Regions from separate parts of the Homo sapiens genome. Here region 2 is linked to region 1. The links are chromatin contacts, found by Hi-C or POLR2A ChIA-PET in ENCODE. All regions are on one chromosome and are shown on one strand. Each heading gives the region's core, a stretch centred on a gene start or an enhancer-like site at or near the end of the contact. The rest is flanking DNA. Distances are from core to core; before and after follow the strand shown. Region 1 overlaps CYP27C1 (cytochrome P450 family 27 subfamily C member 1). Region 2 overlaps MAP3K2 (mitogen-activated protein kinase kinase kinase 2).

What was found. A loop is a pair of places that touch in the nucleus more often than their neighbours do. ChIA-PET counts read pairs that join two places held with the same protein, here RNA polymerase II (POLR2A). Pooled maps may share reads with other maps.
Region 2: a map with no recorded cell type shows a loop between it and region 1 (2.6-fold over the local background). The contact joins two enhancer-like sites. A Hi-C loop is called at or near these places in 1 of 37 single-sample maps with no recorded cell type and 6 of 50 pooled maps. POLR2A ChIA-PET finds 5 or more read pairs at or near these places in 2 of 52 experiments (activated CD4-positive, alpha-beta T cell and activated naive CD4-positive, alpha-beta T cell).

Annotation. Positions count from the first base shown.
Region 1 is chr2:127,192,240-127,199,400 of GRCh38, forward strand. CYP27C1 (cytochrome P450 family 27 subfamily C member 1) reads right to left here. Exons shown (of 9, transcript NM_001367502.1): 5 at 7,137-7,161; 6 at 3,096-3,262; 7 at 1,550-1,628; 8 at 855-1,058. Among named protein-coding and RNA genes, the nearest start is that of CYP27C1, 24 kb to the right of the region's middle. RefSeq lists a silencer at 4,714-5,008. Within about 2 kb of position 2,477, at least 5 of the 41 ENCODE cell types and tissues checked have a DNase peak (open chromatin) inside an H3K27ac peak, as active enhancers do.
Region 2 is chr2:127,345,198-127,352,358 of GRCh38, forward strand. The region is part of intron 1 of MAP3K2 (mitogen-activated protein kinase kinase kinase 2); the gene reads right to left. Among named protein-coding and RNA genes, the nearest start is that of MAP3K2-DT, 39 kb to the right of the region's middle. RefSeq lists an enhancer at 6,790-7,161. Within about 2 kb of position 3,439, at least 2 of the 41 ENCODE cell types and tissues checked have a DNase peak (open chromatin) inside an H3K27ac peak, as active enhancers do.

The sequences.
Region 1 (7,161 bases), core at 1,227-3,726:
GGGGAGATGAGGTCACCAGGCACTCCCCACATTCTCCAAATGTTCAGGCAACGATGGAGCTCCCAAACTTCGGGCCAAGGTTTCCCGTCGCTGAAACAGTCTTCTCCAACTTGCAGGAGAGGCTAATGGGTGGAATTTTCTCCGCCATTGACTTTACTTTTATAAAATTTCCTTCAGGTGTTATTTAGTTCCTGCTATAGCCTGAATCCAGATACGGTGCAAACCCAGAATTATGTATCTTCACATGTAAGGTGTTCTGTAACAACACCCAGGGCTTCCTGATGTTTCACAACCTAAGAAGCTTGAGAACCACTGCTCTGTGTAAATGGTTGGGTCAGTTAAACAAAGGAGACCAGCAAGAGCACCACTGTGCCTTTCCCGGGGGGGGGGGCTGCTGCTGACGGTGCCTGAGAGGCCAGCTCCTAACTGCAGACACGGCCACTAGAGGTGGAGGCGGGGTCCCCAATCCCCACAGGGCCTCGCTTAGACCTCCAGGGTTTCTCAGAGTGTAGCCACGCGGTTGGAGGACAGGGTGGGCACGGGAGATGGGGAGGCATTTTCAAAGGATATCATGCAGAGCTCTTATTTTTGGATAGGGTCTCACTCTGTCGCCCAGGCTGGAGTGCCGTGGTGTGATCACGGCTCACTGCAGCCTTGAACTCCTGGGTTCAAGTGAGCCTCCCGCCTCAGCCTCCTGAGTAGCTGGGACCACAGGTGTGAGCCACAGTGCCTGACGGCTCTTGATCTTAAGTTTCCAAAACCGTCTTTGCTTTTCAACCTGGAAGTCTTTATCCTGTTGTGCCCAGTAGAAAGAGGCCGAACCCAAAGGCCAACGTTTGGCCTCCACGCCCTACCTGGATCACGACGAGGTGAATCTCCAGTTCTGCAATTCTCCGCCCTATGCAGCTGCGAACCCCATGACCAAAGGGGATGGATCCAAAATTGTCAACTCTATCTAAGTCTCCTTTCCGCAGCCAGCGCTCAGGCCGGAACTCCTTGGCCCGAGGGAAGTTCTCATCCTGGTACGATGTGGCATAGTGGCAAAGGGCCAGCTGGGTCTGAGGAAATCAGGGATGACAGAAAAGGGAAAAGGGGCAGAATCACTCAAGAGCAGGGCAGGGCCCAGAGCCCTAGCCGGACAGTCTCCCGGGGTGCTCCCGCCTGGGGGCCGCCCGGGTCCACTCACACCCAGGATGGCAGCCGCTCCCCCCTTCCCACTCCACACTGCACCCCAAATGTCACTGCAGCCACTGAGAAGACCGTCGAGCCCTTCAGAGACTCCCAGCGGTGACTGGCCACTTCCACACGGCCTGGGGAGCAGGCCAAGGAGCATGGGCTGCCTTGCTGGTGAGCAGTAAGTTTCCAGAGCAGTGAGATCACACCATTCCCTTCCTTTCTCCCAACACCCCATCTTCATCTTAAAATACATGCAAAAGAAAAGGAAACCTATTGATCTCTGCTTAGGGACAAAGACTTCCTGAAGGTAGAAGCAGATTCCAATTCAACCCCGACCCGCAAGGCCTGGCCACCCCCATGGCCCCAAACTCACGCCTTTCGGAATCAGATACCCGCCAATAACCAGGTCTTCCTGGGTGACCCGGCCGTTCCCTGGCAGCACTGGAAACAGCCTGGAAAAGAGCCAGCGGGGACGGGAATGGCGTGGTGACTTTCACAGTATTTTATTGAACGTTCAGAACCCTGGATATATTCCCATTTCCATTAAAAATTCTTAAAAAGTAACACATGGTACATTTTCAACTGAAACATTTTGCAAGGACCTTTGCTGCTTCTTTGTTGGCTTGCTTTACCAGCGAGTATTCTGAGGAATGTGGAAAAGACTCCCAAAGCAAAACATTTGCAAAACACAAAGCCAAGCCTTTCACATGCCATTGTGTTCCCAGGAGGGAAATTCCAAGTTTCTAATATTTTATGTGACCACGGGACCACTTTATCAAGGAATAGTTCATAGGACTTAAGGCCCCATGAAATGCATTTGGAGAAAAGATACTTCGGCGATCGGATTATCTCAGAAAACCCTGAATAAAACTTTAATTGACAAATACCAATAAACCCCACAGCCAGCTGCTTCTTTTTTTTTAATTTTGAGGTTCAACAGCATGCTATATAGGTTGACGGTCATTATCAAGTCAGCTTTGAAAGAATTCTTTAGTATATACTGCAGAAAACAAGCTTTGCTTTTTGTCGCAGCATTTCCTCACAGAGGATGCCGTGTTTGGGGGAAGGGATGTAATCCGTCCCTAATCCCACCTCCTACCCAAACCATCCCCTCAACCCAGGACAACCCACATCCCTCCGGCTTTTCTGTTTGTCAGGAAAGCCCTGTCTGGGAGTAATTGAGCCTCACTGGGTGGCGTCTAAACCCAGATGAGAACATTCACTCAAGAACCATGAGGTTTGTATCCAGGTCTGCAAATCAGCTGAACAGGTCAAACTATTTTCCTAACAAATCGATCTTGTTTCGTGTTATCTTCAGAGGAACAAAGTCAAAGGCCATTGACCCAGGAACATTTTGGGAAACCCCCAGTAAGCCAATTGGCTAAAGCAGGGACAATATTCAATGACTGCTCCAAAGATCTTTTTTCTTTTTTTTTTTTTTTTGAGACAGAGCCTCGCTCTGTTGCCCAGGCTGGAGTGCACTGGTGCAATCTTGGCTCCATCACCTAACTTCAAGCGATTCTCTTGCCCCAGCCTCCCAAGTAGCTGGGACTACAGGTGCCTACCACCACGCCCTGCTAATTTTTGTATTTTTAGTAGAGACGCAGTTTCACCATGTTGGCCAGGCTGCTCTTGAACTCCTGACCTCAGGTAATCTGCCTTGGCCTCCCAAAGTGCTGGGATTACAGGCGTGAGCCACTGTGCCTGGCCCAAAGATCTTTACAGAGAACAAGGATTATGTCGACCCATAAAACAGAATGGTCTTTCTGCTATTCTGACAAGAGCAGAGAAAAAATAACAGTCACGAACATCCTCATCCTGAACAGGTCAGCCGGGGGGGCATTTGGAGGACTTGTTGTGATAGAGAACCAGGGACCTAAGGGACACAGTTTGTTGACGGATTCTGGCGAGCCTTTTACCTCAGGGTTTCCTTAAGGAGAGCTCTGACCAGCGGGACCTTGGGGACATCAGCTGCAGTTGGAACATGCCTTTCCCCTAAATTCTTCACAATCTCCCGGTACACCGTCTGCTGCACTTCTGGGTGCCTTGCCAGGAGGTACACAGTCCAAGACAAGGTGAAGGACGTCTAAGGAGAGAAAGTGGCAGACACAGGCAGGCAGTGAGTAACACCAGGGACTGAAACAGAGGCGGTGGCAGGTAGGAAGTCCCCTGGGAATACACACAGCACAAAGTCAAACTCATCCAATTCCATATAGCACCTAATGTCTTACTAAAAACGAAAGACTGTTTCCTTAATTCATGGCAAATAAATAAATAAATAAATAACTGAACGTATTTGGCAAGTGACATTGACTCTATGATTCATGTGCTCCTGTCATGAAGAGCCACAGGAAAAATGATCCTGGAGCTTTTTTTAATCACTGAAGAGCAATATGTCAGGGATGCCGTGGAGCCTGGAGGATCTGCTGGGACTTTGTGTGACCTTCTTTGCAGGGCTTGCTCGGTGTGTGCCAGAAAGGGCCTCAGGCTGCCCCCCGGCATCCCCAGGATGCTGGGCCCGGCCCACTCTGGCTGCCCTAATCTAGAGATTGGAGTGCACAGGAGATCACTAGTTAGCCATCGTGTCCTGCCTTCATCAAGTAAGGTCCACACAGAGCAAGTCAATAACTCGTCTATGCAAAGCAGTGTCTTTTTTTTTTTTTTTGAGACGGAGTCTCGCTCTGTCGCCCAGGCTGGAATGCAGTGACGCGATCTCGGCTCACTGCAAGCTCTGCCTCCCGGGTTCATGCCATTCTCCTGCCTCAGCCTCCCGAGTAGCTGGGACTACAGGCGCTCACCACCACGCCCGGCTAATTTTTTGTATTTTTAGGAGAGACAGGATTTCACTGTTAGCCAGGATGGTCTGGAACTCCTGACCTTGTGATCTGCCCACCTCGGGTCTCCCAAAGTGCTGGGATTACAGGCGTGAGCCACCACGCCCGGTCAGCCATGTCATTTTTTATACCTCTTCTCAAACCTTTCTACTTATTGAAAATAATTGTTTTATTCTCGTAGGTCCCAAGATTTTCGCTAAAATCAATAGTATCATCTATGGGACTACATTTCACTCTCTAGTAAACAAGGAAATGCCACAGTATAAAGGCCTTTCTCTTTCACCAAAAAAAAAAAACTAATTTAAGCAGGCAATATTGATATCATTTTCTTGTAGAAGATATCACGTGTTTTAGAGGGCAGCCCTCTTGTATATATAATATAATGTGCAAGGTCTTATAAATTATAAAAGATTACTTAGATGCTTCCTATCAAGAGAATAGAAAATTTCTATTTAGATCACATTTTTATGGAAAAAATGTGGTATATCCATACAATGGAATACTACTTAGTAATAAAAAAGAATCAATTACTGTTCTATGCCACCACATGAATGAACCTGAGTCATTCTTCTGAGTGCAGGAAGCCAGATGGAAAAGACAGCATGCTATATGATTCCATTCTCATCAATGTTTAGAAAAATGTGGCAGTGGTTTCATAAATGATTCCATCTGTCAAAAATCTGTATCGCATTATGCAGTTTAAATGGAGTTGACTATGCATAAGTTATACCGCAATAAAATCATACTAATTTTTAAAAATCAGTATGAAGTTGTAAGAATTTGTTCCCTGGCTTCTATTGTAGGATGCTAAAAGGAACAGCTTCCTTCTGAATGCCACCTCATTGTGATGTTCTTAGTTACCACCAGGGGACAGGAGGCACAAGCTCAGCGACGAAGCCATTCATTGATTTCTTCACCTTTCAAGTGGTGTCTTAATTTGAGCGAATCCACACCATCACATTCAGGTAGTTAATTAGAATTCTCATTGATTGCATCATTTAGTTTGCATTTAGTTCATATACTTTTTGTTTTATTGTTGCACAAAATCCAAAAGAATAAGGAGTTTATGCTGTGTGGGTTTGTTTTTGTTTTGTTTTGTTTTGTTTTTCGCTTTTACATGCTTAAGTGATATTACAATAAAAATAAAGCCTTGAGGCTTTTTTGCCCCTTTAAGATGTAGGTCTGTGCGGGGCGTGCCTTATTCAAGGCCGGGAAGCACCCGTGCAAAGGAAAAGCTTTGAGATGATGGGCTTGGTTGTTTAGTTTCCCCACCTGTTAATGAAGTCAATGACTCCTACCTTAGAGGAAGCTGTGAGACAGGCAGGGTGTGCGTGCAATGCTTTGGAAACAGCGAAGCGTCACGCAATCTTAATTCTCTCTTTCCACCCGACCACCAGCAGCACCCCAGCCCGCAGCTTCCCCAGTTTCCAGCCAGAAATTTCATTATCTTCCACCCACTGAAAGCATCAGCCTAGCTCCTCCCTGTTTTGCCATTTCCTTTTAGCAAATTTTACAACTGCTTTCACCTGTACCTACACGGCGATCATTTTCACACGTATCCTATTAATTGTATCATATTACACATGTGCTTTTGAAAGGAACTTGGCTCCTTATTCCCCCCGGACCATGCCACCCCCAGCCAGCCAAAAACCCATGTTAACTATCTAGTGTGTTCCCTCCACGCGCTGCTCTGTGTTCGCACAGTCACGGACAGATGTGCAGATGCACACAGCCGGGAGGGGGCGGTGCCGCTGCATCTTACTCACAGGACACAGTATACATGCTGGTCTGCCTCTTCCTTTCCCATCGGATAGCCTGTGGGTTCCCCCCAGGTTAATGGGCAGTGCTCTGTCTCATTCTGATATGAACCCTCCCTGGTCCCAGTGTATCATTGATCTGCCATGCTACTGGGCTCCATTCACAGGGAATTTGTTGATACACACACACACACACACACACACACACGCACTCATCAACCAAACTGCTTTAGTTTACTTTCTTTACACTCTCTTTAGCAGGTTTTGGTTTTGAAGTTATGTTGGCTTTATAGAACAAATTGGGGAGTGAATGAAATGAATTCTTGGCTTTATAAATAAATTCCATGGCCTGGAATATTTTAAATGATAACTAATAAGGTTTTTAATGTCTGTACCCTCTTCATGTATGAAATTATGAAACAATGACAAAATGTTTACAAATCAGGAATGATTTGTAAACTTTAAACATTTATTATCATTTTGTGTGTGTGCTAATGGAATTTTGGTTATGCTTTTCACAGAAATCATTATGCACCTTACATTTAATATACAATCATGCATCGTATAGTGATGTTTTGGTCAATGATGGACCCAATATACAATGGTGATCCCATAAGATTATAAAGCCACATTTGTACTGTAGCTTGCCAATGTTTAAGTATGTTAGATACACACATACTTACCACTGTGTTCCAGCTGCCCACAGTATTCAGTACAGTAACATTCCGTACAGTTGTGTAGCCTAGGAGTAATAGGCTCTACCGTGCAGCCTAGGTATGTGGTAGGCTACCATCTAGGTTTGTGTAAATACACTCTAAGATGTTCACGCAATGACAGGACCACCCAACAACGCATTTCTCAGAACAAATCTGCATCATTAAGTGAGGCGTGACTGCATACACAGAGTTTTCTCCTCCTGGAGCCCCCCAGCAGTGCAGCAGGCCTAGTACAAACATGAACAGTGTGCTAAACAAATCTGCCTTAAAAGTAGACAACGGCCAGTCGCAGTGGCTCATGCCTGTAATCCCAGCACTTTGGGAGGCCAAGGCGGGTGGATCACCTGAGGCCGGGAGTTCGAGACCAGCCTGGCCAACATGGTGAAACCCCCGTTGCTACTAAAAGTACAAAACATTAGCTGGAAGTGGTGGCGGGCGCCTGTAATCCCAGCTACTCTGGAGGCTGAGGCAAGAGAATCACTTGAACCTGAGAGGCAGAGGTTGCAGTGAGCCGAGACCATGCCATTGCACTCCAGCCTGGGCAATAGAGTAAAACTCCATCCTCCCGCTCCAAAAAAGTAGACAACGTCCATGAGGTGATGAGGAAGGGGTTATCGTGTGTTGCTTGCTGAGAACAGGACCCCCAGACTCACCGTGTCGACGCCGGCCAGCAGCATC
Region 2 (7,161 bases), core at 2,189-4,688, 150 kb after region 1:
AGATATACTATGCAAACAGTAGTCAAAACAGACCTGCAGTGGCTACACCACTATCAGGCAAAACAGACACAAAAATTGTTGTGACAAACAGCATTTTATAATGAAAGATAGCCAATACATCAAAAAGATATAGCAATTATAAACTTATATGTACCTAACAACAGAATCGCAAAATACACAATGCAAAAAAGTATAAAATTCAAGGAAGAAACACAATTCAAAAATAAAAGTTGGAGATTTCAATGCCCTGCGTTCAATAACGGATAAAATAAGTAGACAGAAAATCAATGAGGAAATACAAGACTTGTACAACACTATAAACTACTAGGCTTAACAAACACCTACAGAATAATCAACCTCAAAACAGCAGAATATACACTCTTCTCAAATACATATAGGACATTTCCAAGACAGACCAAATATTAGGTAATAAAACAAATCTCAGTAACTACATGGATTGAAATCACACAAAGTGTGTTCTCTGACAAAAATGCAATAAAATTAGAAATTGGCAACACAAGGATATCTGGAAAATTCACAAATATGTGAAAATTAAAAAACATAAAAATAATCAATGGGTCACTAGAAGGCATAAGGAAAATTAGAAAATACTTTGAGATAAAAATGAAAACACATCAAAACAAAATGTATTGGATGCATCTAAAGATAAAATTTATAACTGTAAATATTTACATTGACAAACAAGAAGGATGTCAAATCAATAACCTAACCTTTGACCTTAAAATACTAGAAGATGAGGAACAATTTAAATCTGAAACAAGCTAAAGGAATAGGGAGTAGAAAATAAAAATACCACTGAAATTTAAAAAAAAAATCAAGAAAACAAAAATTGGCCCTTTGAAAAGATCAACAAAACTAACAAACTTTTAGCTAATCAAAAAAAGAAGAGGGAAAACACAAATAACTAAATTCAAGAATTCAAAAGGGAGCAATTACACCAACCTTTCAGAAATAAAAAGGATAAGAGAATACTGTTAACAACTGTACATCAACAAATTAGATGACTGAGATGACACAGACAAATTCCTAAAAAGAAACAAATTATCAAAATCGACTCATCAAGAAGAAATTAAGAATTTGAACAGACCTATAAAAAGTAAAAAGACTAAATTAGAAATGAAAAATTTCTCACAAATAAAAGCCCTGGACCAGATCACTTCAAACATTTACAGAATTTACAAAAACTGGTTTTAAAAAAAAAAAAAAAAAAAAAAGAAGGAACACTTCCCAATTCATTGTGAAGCCAGTATTACTCCAATACCAAAACCAGACAAAGCCATCACAAGATGAGAAAACTAAAGATCAATATCTCATCAATACAGATGCAAAAATCCTCAATAAAATACTAGCAAACCTAACCTAGAACATTAAAAAACAAATTATATACCATGCACATTTGGGATATATCCAACAAAATCAAGGTTGGTTCAGCACATAAAATCCAATCAATGTAAAAAACCACATTAACAGAACAAAGAACAAAAACCAGGCAGGCACAGTGGCTCATGCCTGTAATCCCAGCACTTTGGGAGGCTGAGGCAGGCGGATCACCTGAGGTCAGGAGTTCGAAATCAGCCTGGCCAACATGGCAAAACCCTGCCTCTACTAAAAATACAAAAATTAGCCAGGCATGGTGATGGGCACCTATAATCCCAGCTACTTGGGAGGCTGAGGCAGGTGACTCCCTTGAACCTGGGAGGCAGAGGTTGGCAGTGAGCAGAGATCATGCTGCACTGTACTCTAGCCCGCGCGACAGAGCGAGACTCTGTCTCAAGGAAAAAAAGAAAAAAAAGAAAAAAGAACAAAAACCAAATCATCTCAAAACATACAGAAAACACATGTGCCAAAATTCAACACCCTTTTATGCTCAAAAGATAACAAACAGAAGAGGACATAATCAAGTTGATTATGGTGAAAAACTTCATGGTGAAAAACAGGATACATTCCCAGTAAGGCCAGGAATATGGGGATGTCCACTCTTGCCACACATCTATTTAATATTGTACTAGAGGTTCTAGTCAGAAGACGAGGCAAGAAAATGAAATAAACGGAATCCAGACTGGATAAGAAGTAAAACTATACCCATTTGCAAGTGACATAATCTTAGATACAGGAAAACCTAAGAAACAAACAAAAACAGTATTAGAATCAATAAACACGTTCAGCACAGATGCAGGATACAAGGTCAACATTCAAAAATCAATTATATTTCTATACATTAGCAATAAACATTCTGGAAATAAAATTAAGAAATCAATTTCATTTACAATACCACCAAAAAAAATAAAGTACTTAGGAACATATTTAACAACAACAAAAAAATGCAGCTTGCACTCTAAAAACTACAAAACACTGTTGAAAGAAATTAAAGTAGACCTAAATATACAGAAAGACATCCCATATTCATGAATGGGAAAACAATATTTTTAAGATAGCAATACTCCCAAAGTTATCTACAGATTCAATGAACTCTCTATCAAAATTCCAATGGCCTCTTTTAGCAGAAACGGAAAACTGATCCTTAAATTCATATGAAACTGCAATAGGCACTGAATAGCCACAACAATACTGAAAAAGAAAAATAAAGATGCTCAGTATCATCTGTCATCAGGGAAATGCCAATAAAAATCAAAATGACATACTACCTCACATCCAGTAGGATGACTATAATCAAAAAGAAAGACAATGACAGGTGGTAATGAAGATGTGAAGAAATATGAGCCACTGTTTCCACTCCTATTGTATATACCCAAGAGAACTGAAAGCACACAACCACACAAAACCCTGTAAATTCAATGCAGCACTATTTATAAGAACCCAAATGTCCATCAACTGATGAAGAGAGAAACATGTCCTATATCCATATGATGAAATATTATTGACCATGTGTGGTGGCTTACAGATTACATCTGTAATCCCAGCACTTTGGGAAGCTGAGATAATTGGATCACTTGAGGTCAGGAGTTTGAGACCAGTCTGTCCAATGTGATGAAACCCTATCTCTACTAAAAACACAAAAATTAGCTGGGCATGGTGGCAGGAGCCTGTAATCCCAGCTACTCAGGAGGCTGAGGCAGGAGAATTGCTTGAACATGGGAGGCAGATGTTGCAGTGAGCCCACATTACGCCACTACACTCCAGCCTGGACAACAGAGTGAGACTTCATCTCCAATAAATAAATAAACAAATAAATAAAATTCAGTCATTAAAAAGAATAAAGTACCTATACATGCTCCAACATGGACAAATTTATGCTAAGTGGAATAAGCCAGATTTTTAAAAAGCCCCATATTCCACTTACATGAAATGTCTAGAATAGCAAATCTACAGAGACTGAAAGTAGATTAGTGATTTCCTAAAGCCAGGGTATGGGAAATGGGGAATGACTGTGAATGAGTATGAAGTATCTTTTGGGGGATGAGGAAATGTTCTGGAGTGAGGCAGTGGTGATGGTTGCACAACTCTGTGAATAAATGAAAGATTACTGAATTGTAGTATTTAAAAGGGTGAATTTCATGGTATGCAAATTATAACTGAAAAAGGAAGGAAGGGAGAAAGGAAGGAAACAAAATAGAAGTGGCTGGTTCTATGAATAACTAGAGATCATTTGCTCACCTAGAGAAGCAACTGCCTCAGCTCCAGTCAATAGCTGCTACAGAAGTTCGGGCTCAGTATTATCAGATATGCTGGTTTTTCAAAAAGCCCTAATCCAAATTTTAATGTGAGATCTCCCCAATTTCAAATATTAGCAACTAATTCAAATTTTTACAAAAACAACCATGTTATCCTTGCATGCTGCCATTTTGTAAGCACTGACAACTTTAATTTCTTTTTAGTTATATTATTTTCAAATGTCAAGTAACATTAAGGAATTATCAAAGAAAAAATGTAAAAATTATTAACACAGAATATAACATAAAACAAGAAAGTGTTCCTTTCTTTTCTTTCTTTTTTTTTTTGGAGACAGGGTCTCACTTTGTTGCCCAGGTTAGAGTGCACTGGCATGATCACTGCCTGCGGCAGCCTCAACTTCCCTGACTCAAGTGATCCTCTTGCTGCAGCCTCTCAAGTAGCTGGGACTACAGGTACGCATCATGCCTGGCTAGTTTTTTGTTTTTGTTTTTGTTTTTTTATATGGCGTCTCACTGTGTTGCCCAGGCTGGTCTCAAACTCCTGGGCTCAAGCAATCCTCCTGCCTCGGCCTCTCAAAGTGTTGGGATTACAGGCCATCCAGCCTGGTCTCGAGAAAGTGCTCCCTTCATCATGCCTATCAGTACCATTTCAAGGGCAACCACTGTATTACCTCAGTTTTTAGGACTTTTAATCAAGACAAATATAAGACTAAATTTTAAACAGCTGAGAAGAAAACATCTAGTCTAAACATCTTATTTTAAAATCTGAGGGCCAAAAAGATAATATAACTTATAAAGTTGGACAAAGCTAAGACTTGAATACCTGTTTCTTATTTCTTACTCAAGTAAACTTTCCATAATGCCATATCACTCCAATTTACCTTTTGAGGAAACAACTAGCTGGAATACAAAATTCTCCTACCATACATATGCACATAGAGAAAGTCACAAAGTGGTTGGGGAAGTTTTATTTAGTATATTCTCTTTCAATAAAAATTTAAATTCTCAACGAAATTTTTCAGGTGGTTTTGTTTTGTTTTCTGTGACAGGGTCTTGCACTGTCACCCAGGCTGATGTGCAGTGGTACTATCACAGCTCACTGCAGCCTCAATCTCCCGGGCTTAAGCAATTCTTCCACCTCAGCCTATAGCATTTGCTACCACGCCCAGCTAATTTTCTGTAGAGATGGAGTTTTGCCACGCTGCCCTGATGTCTGCAAGTACCAATCCCCACTGTACGGCTGAGGAATCAGAATATGACTGAGATACAGCTGATTTAGAGGAGGTAATTGCAAAATGAGCCTAAAACATCTCACTGAACCAGAAAGAAAGCACATAAAGACTTATGGGGACATGTCAGAAGGCCACAGGCACAACTTGAAGGGGATTCCACTTATCAAATATGGGACAATTTGAGCATCAAAATAAAAATAATGTTGGATTACAGGCCCACTGAATAGAAAAAATGAAACAATGAAGTTAGGCCCAATAGCTATAATCTCAGCTACTCAGGAGACTGAGGCAGGAGGATCACTTCAGCCCAGGGGTTTGTATCCCACCAGGGCGACATGGCAAGATCCCATCTCCTGAAACAAAAACAAAAACAAAAAAAAAAAAAAAAAGAAAGAAGAAAACCATGAGTCCATAAAAACAAAGATAAACAAATAAATCAACAATGGGAGGAAGAGAAAGCTTTTTCTTACAGTAGAATGTCAACTAATGAATGTAATAAAATTAGAAAGACCACCATTCAGCAATCATCAATAGAAATAATTAAGTAATAATTCAACCAAGAAAAATCAACAAATGCTAAAGCTAGTGGATGAAAAGTGTGATGAGGAATGAGTTACTTAGTTTCAACACACCATCTCCAAAAAATAATCATTTCCACTCATTTTTCAAAGGAAAAAAAAGTACCCTTTCTAGTGTAGAAAGCCAGCAGACAAAAAAAAAAGCTTAAGTCAAGTGATCCATGTTAATTAAGATCATCAGTAACAGGCAAATTAAAATCATGTACCTAACTAGCCTGACTTCAATTTTTAAAAATTAAAAAAAAGTGCCAACTGGTAAGGTAACACTGAGAAGAATACCACATCACCTCTGTGATACTGCTACCAAAAATTGATAACCTGAATTGATTCATAGGGAAGCATTAGACAAATCTCAATTGAGAAATAGTCTAAGAATTAACTGCTCTGTAAACCTCAAAACTGTCGAAATCATGAAAGTCAAGGAAACGTTATGGCTGTTCTAGATTGAAATACATCAAAAAGACACAACAACTAAATGCAAATTATAATCCTGATTGAATTATTTTCCTAAAATGAGCATTATTGGGACTACTGGCAAAACTTGAATGGGTTCTGTGGATTAGATGATATAATCCACAGGTTCTATCAATGCTAACCTCCTCATTTTGACAGTTGGATTCTGGATATGTAGAAAAATATCCTTATTGATAGCAATTACAAACTAAAATATTGTGGGGTGATGGGACCTCATGTTAGCAAGTTACTCTCAAATAATCAAAACAAATTTCTTTATACTGGTTTTGCAACTTCTGGAACTTATTTCAGAAGAAAAAAATTGTAAAAACAAAAACAAAGTGAAAAAAATCTATTCTTCTCCAGTCTTATCAAGAAGCATCTCTATTTTTCCAGTTGCTCAAAACAAAAATTTTGAGATAGGCTTGACCCCTCTCATGCTCTCACCTTATATTCCAATCCATTAGCAAATCCCATTAGCTTTCCCTTAAAAATATATTTCACTACTCCAAGCCATAATCCTCTCTTGCATGGATTACTGAAATAGTTTCATATCTGATCAACTTGATTTTACTCCAAACTCTAATATAACTCATTTCCTATACAACAATAAGGATCACCCTTTTAAAAAGTAAGTCAGAGAATGTTAATGCTCTCTCTCTGTCAGAAAGTACTGGTAGTTTCTCTACTTTGAATAAATTCCAAAGTCCTTGCCATGGCTTACTTCATATAATCTAGACTTCCCTACTTCTTGTTTTTTTGTGTTTTTTTTTTCTTTTTTGAGACAGGGTCTTGCTTTGTCACCCAGGCTAGAGCGCAGTGGCACAATCATGGCTCGCTGCAGCCTTGACCTCTTGGGCTCAAGTGATACTCCCACCTCAGCCACCCAAGTAGCTGGTACTACAGGTACGCACCACCATGCCCAGCTAATTTTTGTATTTTCGGTAGAGACACGGTTTTGCTATGTTGCCCAGTCTGGTCTTGAACTTCTGGGCACAAGCAATCCACCTGCCTTGGCCTCCTAAAGTGCTGCGATTACAGCCGTGAGCCACCATGCCTGGCCAACTTCCCTACTTTTGGTGTTATATTCTACTACAGTAAAGGTTAGATACAGAACACTGCTACTTCCGCCAAGACTAACACAATGGATGATCCCATCCCCACCACTGCAAAAAAAGAAAAGAAAAGAGAAGGTTGTTTAAATACCGGTAGGCTAAAAACATAAATATCCATTACAGCTTCCAT